Regions from separate parts of the Mus musculus genome. Here region 1 is linked to region 2. Evidence: chromatin contacts called from ENCODE POLR2A ChIA-PET data. All regions are on one chromosome and are shown on one strand. The core of a region is the stretch at or near the end of the contact, and the rest is flanking DNA. Distances in the headings are between cores, read along the strand shown.

The links. ChIA-PET counts read pairs that join two places held with the same protein, here RNA polymerase II (POLR2A).
Region 1: POLR2A ChIA-PET joins it to region 2 with 15 read pairs in Patski. The contact joins the promoter of Rnd2 here to the promoter of Ptges3l in region 2. POLR2A ChIA-PET finds 5 or more read pairs at or near these places in 3 of 5 experiments (Patski and embryonic stem cell).

What each region holds. Positions count from the first base shown.
Region 1 is chr11:101,465,147-101,470,657 of GRCm38, reverse strand. It overlaps Rnd2 (Rho family GTPase 2), which reads right to left and starts at 2,483. Exons shown (of 5, transcript NM_009708.2): 1 at 2,219-2,483; 2 at 1,638-1,725; 3 at 536-645. The coding sequence starts at 2,320. Vat1 (vesicle amine transport 1) reads left to right here and starts at 4,459. Exons shown (of 6, transcript NM_012037.2): 1 at 4,459-4,950. The coding sequence starts at 4,525.
Region 2 is chr11:101,422,835-101,427,943 of GRCm38, reverse strand. Ptges3l (prostaglandin E synthase 3 like) reads left to right here and starts at 2,616. Exons shown (of 7, transcript NM_001357574.1): 1 at 2,616-3,328; 2 at 3,676-3,789; 3 at 3,901-3,967; 4 at 4,066-4,164. The coding sequence starts at 3,321. Rundc1 (RUN domain containing 1) reads right to left here and starts at 2,859. Exons shown (of 5, transcript NM_172566.4): 1 at 2,334-2,859. The coding sequence starts at 2,840.

The DNA.
Region 1 (5,511 bases), core at 1,234-3,733, 43 kb before region 2:
GCTCCATGCATACAGATGTCACATATCCTTCTAAACCTCCTCGGTAAGAAATGATGTGGAAAGCTGGTCTTGGGTAGGGAAGCTGTGGAGTGTGGAAGCTGGGGAGAAGAGGATTTCAGTGAGGACTCCGGGGTTTTCTATCAGCCTGCAGTCTGCACACTCGCACTCCCCTTTCCCTTACTTTGTCCAGAGAACAGACCAACCACACCCTCTCCTCCCTGGGAATCGAGGACTCCCTGACCGACTCTAGTGCTTTAACCCGGGACTTTTCTTATGGAAACAATAGCCTGACAGCCAGCCTCAGGGCTTTCTAAAGCCCTCGGAATCTGCAGCCCTGCCACCGCCAAGGAGATAGGGAAGGCAGCTAAACAGACCCCAAGGCCCCAGGACCACTTCCAGCTCAGAGACAGACTTGCAGGTGAAAGGCAAGGAGGCTGGAGCAGAGGGATGACAACTTCAGCCACTACTGTTACTCCCTCCTCTGGGTTCATGCCCTTCACGCCTACTCTCCTTTGTAGTTTCCCCAGACTCCCACCTTCTTGAGGACACTGTCCAGTGTTTCTGGCCGGCTAATGTCAAAGCAGATAAGCACAGCATCAGAATCCGGGTAGGCCAGAGGCCGGACATTGTCATAGTAAGAGGAACCTGGAAGAAAGAAAGAAGGCAAACAGATAAGGCAATCTGAGGGGGCAGCTGGCCTGGAAGCGGGTAAGGGACTCAAGTGACCCTGGTCAAGGGATAAAAAGCAAATACCCGTCACAAAGTGTGTCTCAAGAGTAGGCAGAGGGGCTGGTGAGATGGCTCAGTGGGTAAGAGCACCCGACTGCTCTTCCTTCCGAAGGTCTGAAGTTCAAATCCCAGCAACCACATGGTGGCTCACAGCCATCTGTAATGAAATCTGACTCCCTCTTCTGGAGGGTCTGAGGACAGCTACAGTGTACTTACATGTAATAAATAAATAAATGAATAAATAAAACTTAAAAAAAAAAAAAAAAAAGAGTAGGCAGAGAGGAGCAGAAGCAGTGGGAAATGGCTTATGGGTTCCTCTGATCTCACACTGATAATCTGTAATCTTCTGGAGTTTGGAAGCCCTTTAAGAATCTCAGAAAATCTACCACCATTCTGACAAATTTTGTGCGTGCTTTCTGGGCTTTGATGACACATCTTCTAAAGTCCTCCAGGGAACGGAGTAAAAATAAAAACCCTTCCCATGAGGTTGGAGCAAGGACAGGGAGCCAGTGCTCCTGTTCTCCTGGGACTCTAGTTCAGTCTAGAGGAAGAAAAAAAAAAAAAAAAAAAACTACTTTCCACCACCTTCCCCCACCCCAGTAATTCTAAATAGCTTTCCTAAACCCAGTCCTATTTCCTAAGAAACATGTTCCAAAATAAATCATTTCTTTCCAAGTTCCTTGGGTAAGCAGAACCCAGCTGCAGGGCCGATATTAGACTTCCTACGTGGTTTCTGTCAGGCCTAAGAAACTCTGCCTCAGTTTCCCTGGCTCAAAAGAGAAACTGATGTTCTGCTCTAAAACTGGATGGATGTCTGAGCTGACCTGGAATCTCAGGTTCTGGCCAAGGGAGGGGCTAGAGGAAGGGACCTTGGCCGCCGTCAGGGTGACCCCGAGGGACTTGGCTACCTGAAGTATCCCACATGTTGAGCTCAATGCGGCGCTTGTCGATCTCGAAGCTGGCAGTGTAGTTCTCAAACACCGTGGGGACATAACTCTGCAGACACGGATGGGTCAAAATGAGAGAGAGCTGCTCTCCAGTACTCACTCACCCTGACAACTGCCCTCCTCCCTCGACACCCGGTCCAGCTCAGTCCCTAGACAGAAGTTGGTCTGAGGCTGGGCTAAGGGAAGATCCGGGGAGCTACTGCCTCCACCTCCTAGCTAGACTCTCAGATAACCCCCCTTCCCGGGTCCCTTTAGCCCCTAGTTTTTTCTCTCTCGGATGCCCGGGACCTCAGTCATTCTCCCGGAGCGCCCTTCCGGATCCTCTGATGCTCCTAAGCCCCATCCATTTCACCGCGTTCCTTGATTCCTTCCACTCCAATCCTCTGCAGTCCTTTCAGACCCCCCAACGCCTCCTTCCCTTCCTCTGAGCCTCTTTCTCTCCTCCCTGGTTACCCTGGTACCGGTTTCCAGCGGCCCCCGGGGCCCCTATAACCCACTCCCCGCAGCCTCGGTGCCCCTCTCTCCAGACGCCAATTCCTCACCCCGGGGTAGGCGTCCTTGGCGAACACCTGCAGCAACGCTGTCTTGCCGCACTCCGCGTCCCCCACCACTACGATCTTGCAGCGGCCACTCTGCCCCTCCATGGTCCCGGCTACGCGCCGGCCCCCCACGCCGCCCCCCTCCCGGGCACAGCCGCCGCTTCTGCCGCCTCCTCCCCCGCCGCTGCAGCTGCAGCCTCTCGGGCCGCCGACACCGGCATCTCGCGGGCCCGCGCCGAGCCCCCGCCCGGGGCTGCGGGCCCCCTCCGCCCCGCCCCTAGCCCGCGGGCCGCACCTCTGGCCCCGCCTCCCACCCGCACAGCCGAGGGGCGGGGTTCGGGACGGGGCGGGGCCTGGGAGGAGGGGAGGGGGACCCGAGTTAGACTCTAGCGCGCAGCTGTGACCCCAGGAGCGCCTGAGGGTTTGTGGCCAGCGAGCCCCGTTTATTTGAGTTCCTCGGGCATGGAGGCTGGGCTGACCGAGGGCGAAGTTCTGAAGGGTCAGCTGCGAAGCTCCATACACGGGCGCAAGGCCTGAGCCTTCTGTGTGCCCACGCGTGCACGCAGGTGTGCTAGTGCGGCGGACACGCGCGGCGGCAGCAATCTATTTCCCGAACACAGGGGGGCGTGAGATGTTAGGAAAGGGAGGATTTTTGATTTTTGTCTCCCTCCTCCACTCTCGGGTCCAGACAGAGCTTAGGGAAATGGAAGTACGGACCTTAGCACTCCCACCCTACATTAGTGACATCATAGCTTTCTATCTCCATAACGACGGGTGGCGGGATCTAGGCCTGTGACCAACCTAGAAGCATGGACTAAGTTCCTCTAGCCAAGTACTGAGTGGAAAGTTTTAGGGGAGCTTTTGCGTCCTCTGGTGGATGTTTTGGTAGAAAGAGCAAAGGGAAGGCTAAGGAAGCTAGAATCCTTTGACAGCTAAGCTGGGCCAGAGCTAAGCCCCAAAGCCAATTTCAGCCTCATCTCAGACTAGCAATAAGCAAACCGCCATTTGCATGACATCTTTTGCCTAGAAGAGGATGGAGAAAGGGGCTTGGAGGGCTGTGATCGGGATGTAAAGTGAATGAATGAATGAATGAATGAACAAATAAATACACATACATACATACATGCATACATAAGTGAAAAAAATCCTTCTTTAGCCGGGCATGGTGCTGCACGCCTTCAGTCTTAGCACTCATGAGGCAGAAGCAGGCAGATCTCCCTGAGTTTGAGGCCACTCTAGTCTATATAATGAGTTCCAGGTCAACCAGGTCTAAATAGAGAAATCCTGTCTCAAAACAAACAAAACTCTTCTTTAAGTCGAAGATGTTCATTTTAATGTTATCTCGTTTTGAATAACCGTGTAAAGGTAACTAAAGCACACAATCTCATCGCTGTTTTACAAAAAGTAAACAGACACACAGCATTAACACCCAAAACTGTTAAGTTTAAGTTAGAGATGTAACTCGGGAGTAGAGCTACATTCATGAGGCTCTGGGTTCTATCCTCAATTCCAACAAAAGGAAAAGAGAGTGTGAAAGAAAAGGGAGGTGGTGGCACATGTCATTTTAACCACAGAACTCCGGAGGCAGAGCCAGCCTTGTATTCATGGCACCTTCTAGGCTCCAGGCCAGACCTGGCTACATGGTGAGACCCTGTCTTAGAGGTTCTCATGCTTGTAGTTTGCCACTGCAAGAACATAGTGAGTAAGCCGGGCGTGGTGGAGCACACCTTTTATCCCAGCACTTGGGAGGCAGAGGCAGGCGGATTTCTGAGTTCGAGGCCAGCCTGGTCTACAAAGTGAGTTCCAGGACAGCCAGGGCTACACAGAGAAACCCTGTCTCAAAAAACAAGCAAACAAAAGAACATAGTGAATAAAGTCTGCTTATTAGTAAACGGTAGAGTTCAACCTGAGGCACAATTTCACCGGAGTCTGATCCACAGGTGGCTAGATTATAAATTCAGATTTTAAATTATCCTTCAGACTGTGTCACGACAACTTTTAATTCGTATAAGGCTTTCTACGAATAAATCAAGTCTTAGACTCGGCATGCCCCAGAATCTCCTCATGCTTATCAGTCACACGCACGTACACCACCACCCTCCACCTGCACCGCTAGTCTTTTCGCGCCCTCGCAGCTCGGTCAGCAGAGGGACTAGCCCTTTAAGTCCGCCCGCGAAGCCCCACCCCCCGAGCAAGGCCCCGCCCCACCCACTGGTGTCCGCAGCCTGCGCTCTTCCTGACGCGTGTCCCGCCCTTCCCAGCTGTGCACCGGTTCTGTACAGCTGGGAACGCACGTCGCGAGTCTAGCCATGTCCGCGGAGAGGGAAGCAGCTGAGGCGGCCACTGTGGCAGCGGCGACCGAGGCCGGGGCGGAGACCGGGACCGGAGCCGGGGAGGGTGCGCCTTCGCAGCCCCCGACAGTCGAGGTGGCAAGCGACCCGCAGCCACCCCCGGCCCCCGAAGCGTCAGCATCCGCTTCGGCACCGCCACTGCGCTGCCTGGTACTCACCGGCTTCGGTGGCTACGATAAGGTGAAGCTGCAGAGCCGGCCGGCGGTGCCCCCGGCCCCGGGTCCGGGTCAATTGACGCTGCGCGTGCGAGCCTGTGGGCTCAACTTCGCCGACCTCATGGGCCGCCAAGGGCTGTACGACCGACTACCGCCTCTGCCGGTCACCCCCGGCATGGAGGGCGCGGGCGTGGTAGTGGCAGTGGGCGAAGGCGTCGGCGACCGTAAGGTGAGCGGTAGCAGGGCAGGAGTGGGCGCGTGCCGGGGGTGTGGCCGGGCCGGGAAGCCAGCAAGGACGCGGGTGGACTAAACATGGAACACATGGAAAGCAATTTATGTCTCCAGGCGTCTGGGAAAAGGATTTACTGGGAACTGGCAACAGTGTTATTGCCCCTTCCCAAAGCATTTTTTAGTAGTGGCCGCCGCCCCAAGCGGAGTTGGGGGGAAAACAATAAGGCGCCCAGGCGCATGCGCAGGATGACCTGCTCGCCCCCCTCCCACCCCCTTCCCCAAGTAAAACCACACCTGTACCCCTGCCCACTAAACACTCCCGGGGCAGTTGTGGTTTGTGACTCTGAGTGGTGGCTAACTCCCCCTTCCCTCCCGAGGGAGCTTTGAGAAGCTATGTAGATGGGGTTAGGCGGAGGCTCAGAGGCCGTGCCAGAGCGCTAGTCACATGCAGCCCCGTGGTGTATGGGGGTGTATGACGGCCCCTCCCCGAGCTGGGCCAAAGGGGACACACCCATCATGGAGCCCAGAGAGGCTGGCTTCCCCCACCGCCACGGGCCTT
Region 2 (5,109 bases), core at 1,367-3,866:
GGTTTTCTCCAGGAAGAACAAGTCATTTCTTCCTTTGTATTGTGTACACTTAGTCATTATAGTGTTTGTTTAGGACCTGTCTCTACTAATCTACAAACTCAAGGACCTTGACTTTTGATGTTCAATATACCTAGAACTGTGCCCAGTACGGGTGAATTCTCAATATATTTATTTCTTTTCCTTAAAAAAAAAATCTTTACATTTTTATTTTATGTTCCTGGATGACTTGCCCACACGTATGTCTGTGCACTACAGGAGTGTCTGGTGCCCACAGAGCCTAGAAGAGGGTCCCCAATCATTTGAACAGCATGTATAGACAGTTGTGAGCTGCTGTGTAGATACTGGGAATCAACCCTGGGTCCTCTGCAAGAGCAGCCTGCTCTGATCCACTGAACCATCTCTCCAGACCTCATTACATATTTCTTTTATGTTTTTTGAACTAAATTAGGTATAGAACAACAAACTCCAAATAATGAACTGGAGGAAATTGTCTAACTACCCAAAAGAGAAAGAAACAAAAACATAGTCTATCTTTGTCATTCCTTTGTGAAGCCAATGAAGAAAGAAACCAGCTATAAATCCTGATTTGTTTCCATGACTACACCTGCCAAGTCTGTCACTCGCTGTCATCGTTACAGCATATTTGCTGGAATTAATCAAACAAGTTTATCAGCAAGACCAAATAAGTTCTGGGGCAAGGCAGGAAATAATATGTTTAATGTCCAGTACACATTGAGATAAAGTTGAAGGTAATTGGGAGAGACTGGTGAGATAGCTAACTTGGTAGTGTGCCTGCCTCGAGTGTACTAGGTTCTGGGTTCAAACCCAAGCACTGACTAACTCCGGTTGGTCCACCTGCCTATAATCTCAGTATCCAGAAGATGGAGGTGGGATGAGGAGAAATTCAAGGTTAGGAACACCAAGCCTGATGGCTTGTGCTTGATGTCTCGAACTCACATTCTAAGGAGAGAACTAACTCCTAAAAGCTGTCCTCTGACCTCCACAAGTAGGCTGTGACACCAGCACTGTGCTCCTACACACACACACACACACACACACACACACACTAAAACCCAAAAAAACTTCAAGATGATTCTATAGCAAGTTCTGGGTCAGAGAGCCTGTCTTTTAAAAAAAATCAATAATAATAATTTTCAAGAGCTGAGGACATAGCTTAATTGGTGACAGAGTGCTTGTCTACAACATGCAACTTCCTGGGTGCCACCCCCAAGACTGTTCCCTTTGCCCCCCCCAAAGCAGAAAAAATATATCATTTTGCCCAAAGAATGTACTTAACAATACAGCTGCTTAATTGGCAGAGCGAGGACAATTTTTTTATGTCATTACCTTGACAATTTTTTCTGAAAGTGACAATAAAAAATAGAGACAGTACCATCTCTGCCCAGGACCTTCCATGGCATTCAATACTGGACAGGGCCTGGCCACTTTTTAAGTCTGTTGACTTGTGGTTGACTGCTCCTTGTGCAAGGGTATATGGGTATGAGAAGGAAGGAACTGGAAACACTTCAGATCAGCATAAGTCACTATCTCCTACCAATAAGTTTTCTTGGCTAAACCATTTTGAGTGGGAAGAAAGCCACATGTGGACTGCAATCTGCACAACAGGAAGCGGAAAAGGCGGCCTGTCTCAAAACTTCCAGCTTCCAGACGTTCAAAGTTTGTAAGGAATCTTCCCGCGTTGTGGTTTACAGAATTTCCTTGCTTCTTCGGTGTACTGAAGAACGCACTGGTCAGTCAGAAGGCCCCGTTCAGAGAACCCCGTTATTAACCAGGATGGCAGAGCAGTCTGAAAACACTGTCAGGACATCCTTATAGTCAGGTGTGTTTCTTTCCACTGCCAAGGGATGGTGTCTGTTCACCAAAGCCGTCACTGAGATAAGACAGCATAAAGATCACAGCCTATCTATATGCCAAAAAAAGCACGGGGCATTAATTTCAATTTCCATGGATTCCAATTCACTTCCCTTTCACTTAACACTTCTCCCGTTCCCAATGTTCATTCTATCAATAAGTGCTCAGGGTATATACTTCAGGGTAGAGAGAGTGACACAAATACACACTCAAGTACCTCAAAGTCGACAGAGGCAGCACGGCTTCCATTACCAACTGCCTTTTCAATACTCTTTAAGGCTCGCCATATGTCTTTCTGCATCTTCCTGACTCTTCTCTCTATCTTGCATACACGTGCCTATAGTACTTCCAGCTCGGTCGCTCCTCACCCTTTCTACCTCGGTCCGTGTCAGCATCACCACCCACAAACTCCCCGCCTGCATCATCTTCATCCGCATCCGGAACTAGCGGCAGACACTCACCTGGTCCTCACCCCGCACCCGTGGCCGGTCCCCCGGCAGCACATCGCTTTCGTCACCGCCACAAGGGTCTGCCAGCCCCTCGTAACCCAGGACGTGAGGACAGCCGCGGAAGGCAAAGTCTTCGAGCTCGCGCAGGAGACGCTGCTGCTCCGCCGGCGCCCCGCGCACTACCTGGCGCAGACGGAACTGCACCTGCGCGAAGTGCGAGGACAGCGCGAGCAGGGCCGAATCCAGCTGCCGCCGCTCGGCTTCCAGCCGCCTCAGCGTGCGGACAGTCGCGTCGGATGGAGAGCCCGGAGCCGCTCCAGGCTCTTCGGCTGCCGCCGCCTCCGAGAACGTCGCCGCCCCAGGACCGGCCTCGGCCACTGCCCCCACGGGAGCCCAGCGCACAGTCTCGCATGGTGGCAGCGACTCCTCCTCCTCTTCTTCTTCTTCCTCGTCCTTCGCCTTAGGCCCGACAGCGGTCACCACAGTTCCTAGCTCCGTAGCCACTTCCACCGTCGCCATCTTCCCGGAAACGCCGCCCGCACGTCAGTGGCGCCCCCTTGCTGCCATGGCAACGGGCTCTGGCAGGGAAGCCTGGACGAGTGGTGGGCGGGTCTTGCACTCCTCCAATCTCGGGAGGGCCCGCCCCCTCGGGACTTTAATGCATTTTGTGAATTAGACACTTTGAGTTGGAGGAACAAGTGAATGAAACCGAGAACAAGTAACTTCCTGCATATAGGGGCTAGAGTAGCCCTTTCCCTGGATAGAGAGTAGATATTGTATTTCTGATATGTTTATTTCTGGAGACCCCGAGATGTAGAAAACGCTCCCGGTGTCCTTCTGGAGTCCAAATCACTCTTGCTGTCAAGCCAACTTTCTTTCCCTCCCTCGCAACCCTTCCTCCTACCATATAAGGAGAGGCAGCTGCTAGGAGCCTCCTAGAATCTAAAGATAGAGGCCTTTTCTTGGGACTCCAAAAGCCACGGGGCAGCTGGAGTCACCATGGAACGGTGAGTTTCAGGCCGCCATCATACAGGTCCTACATATTCCCCTGTCCGTTTTCCTGCAGATTTCCTCTCCCACATTTGTAGAAGCCGCTGAGTCTGCCCACCAGCACCCCAGACTCCACGTCTCTGTGACTGTGGGTGAGAGGGGGTGGTGAGATCTGAACGTATTTTCTAACTCCTTACTTCCCTTGGCTCTCTGGGTTTATTCTCGCCACCTCTGCCCACTCCCACTACTCCCCTCTGTCTGGTTCAGTGGCACCACGTACGACTCTACTGTCTCCTCCCTCCACCTTTCCATATTGCCTTCAGTCTTGCCCACCCCTACCAAGCCCCACCTCCAACCTCTTCAGGCAGCCTGCCCGGACTCTGTGGTACGACAGACCCAAATATGTTTTCATGGAGTTTTGCGTTGAGGACAGCACCGACGTCAGTGTGCTCATTGAGGACCACCGCGTCGTGTTCAGGTAGTAGTCTTCCCCTGTGGACTGGCCTGGGGTCTCAAGAACCGTTCCTATCCTCCTGGTGTCTCAAGAACTTATCCTGTCACTTCCTATGTCTCTTTACTGTAACTTTAGCTGCAGGAATGGTGATGGAGTGGAGCTGTATAACGAGATTGAATTCTATGCCAAGGTGAACTCCAAGGTGAGGGCAGGGTAAGGATAGTCATATCTGAACAAGAAAGGCTGGCCAAGCAAGGAGACTGGAAGTTTATCCTAAAAATAAGGCTATCTGTCTGACAGGACTCCCAGGATAAGCGTTCTGGTCGCTCCATTACTTGCTTTGTGAGGAAATGGAAGGAGAAGGTGGCCTGGCCTAGGCTCACAAAGGAGGATATAAAGGTGAGTGTGTGTGCAGGAGTGGTCTACTCCTGTGCTCTCCCTTCATCTGAGCATTCTCTCTGTGCACCCAAGCATCAGAGTTATATCTGGAGCTGTGTTTGGCTTCTTTCCAGTCACTATTTTAGGGAGTCCTCTGGGTCGTGTGTATTTGATATTCTATTTATTCTGAAATCTATATATTTCCTCCTAGTCTAGACAGCAACCACCAGGGTTTGTTGGGGGAAGTAGGTTTTTGTCTGTTCGCTTTTGTTTTTGAGTCAAGCTCTTTTGTTGTTGCTCAGGCTGGCCTTGAACTTGCCATCCCTCTGCCTCAGCCTCCTGAACATTGATATTGCAAGCATGTGTATGACATTACAGGTATTATTATCGTTGCCTATTTTCTGTCTCATTTCTTTTTTGTTTGTTTGTTTTAAAGATTTATTTTATTTATATGAGTACACTGTAGCTGTCTTCATAAACACCAGAAGAGGGCATCTGATCTCATTACAGATGGTTGTGAACCACCATGTGGTTACGGGGAATTGAACTCAGGACCTTCAAAAGAGCAGCCAGTGCTCTTAACCGCTGAGCCATCTCTCCAGCCCTTCTGTCTCATTTCTTAGCCACTCTTTCCATCGCTTTCAGTGGGCTCTGTTAAACATAACCTTGACTTTGTCTTTCTCACACTTAAGACCCTTTGATAGCAGCTACTCCTCTAAAAGCTGAAAGTTGGCCATCTGCTAACTGAATCTTGATTTTACATTTATTTAGTAGGGTTTTTTTTCACAGTTAAAAATTATTCTGGACATATGACTGTTAAGAGCACTGGTTGCTCTTGTAGAACCTAAGTTCAATGGGCAGTTCCCACTGTGGTGGCCCACAACCATCTGTAACTTGAGTTCGAAGAGAGCTAACACCTTCTTCTGTCTTCATGGGCACATGGTACACACAGATACATTCAGGCAA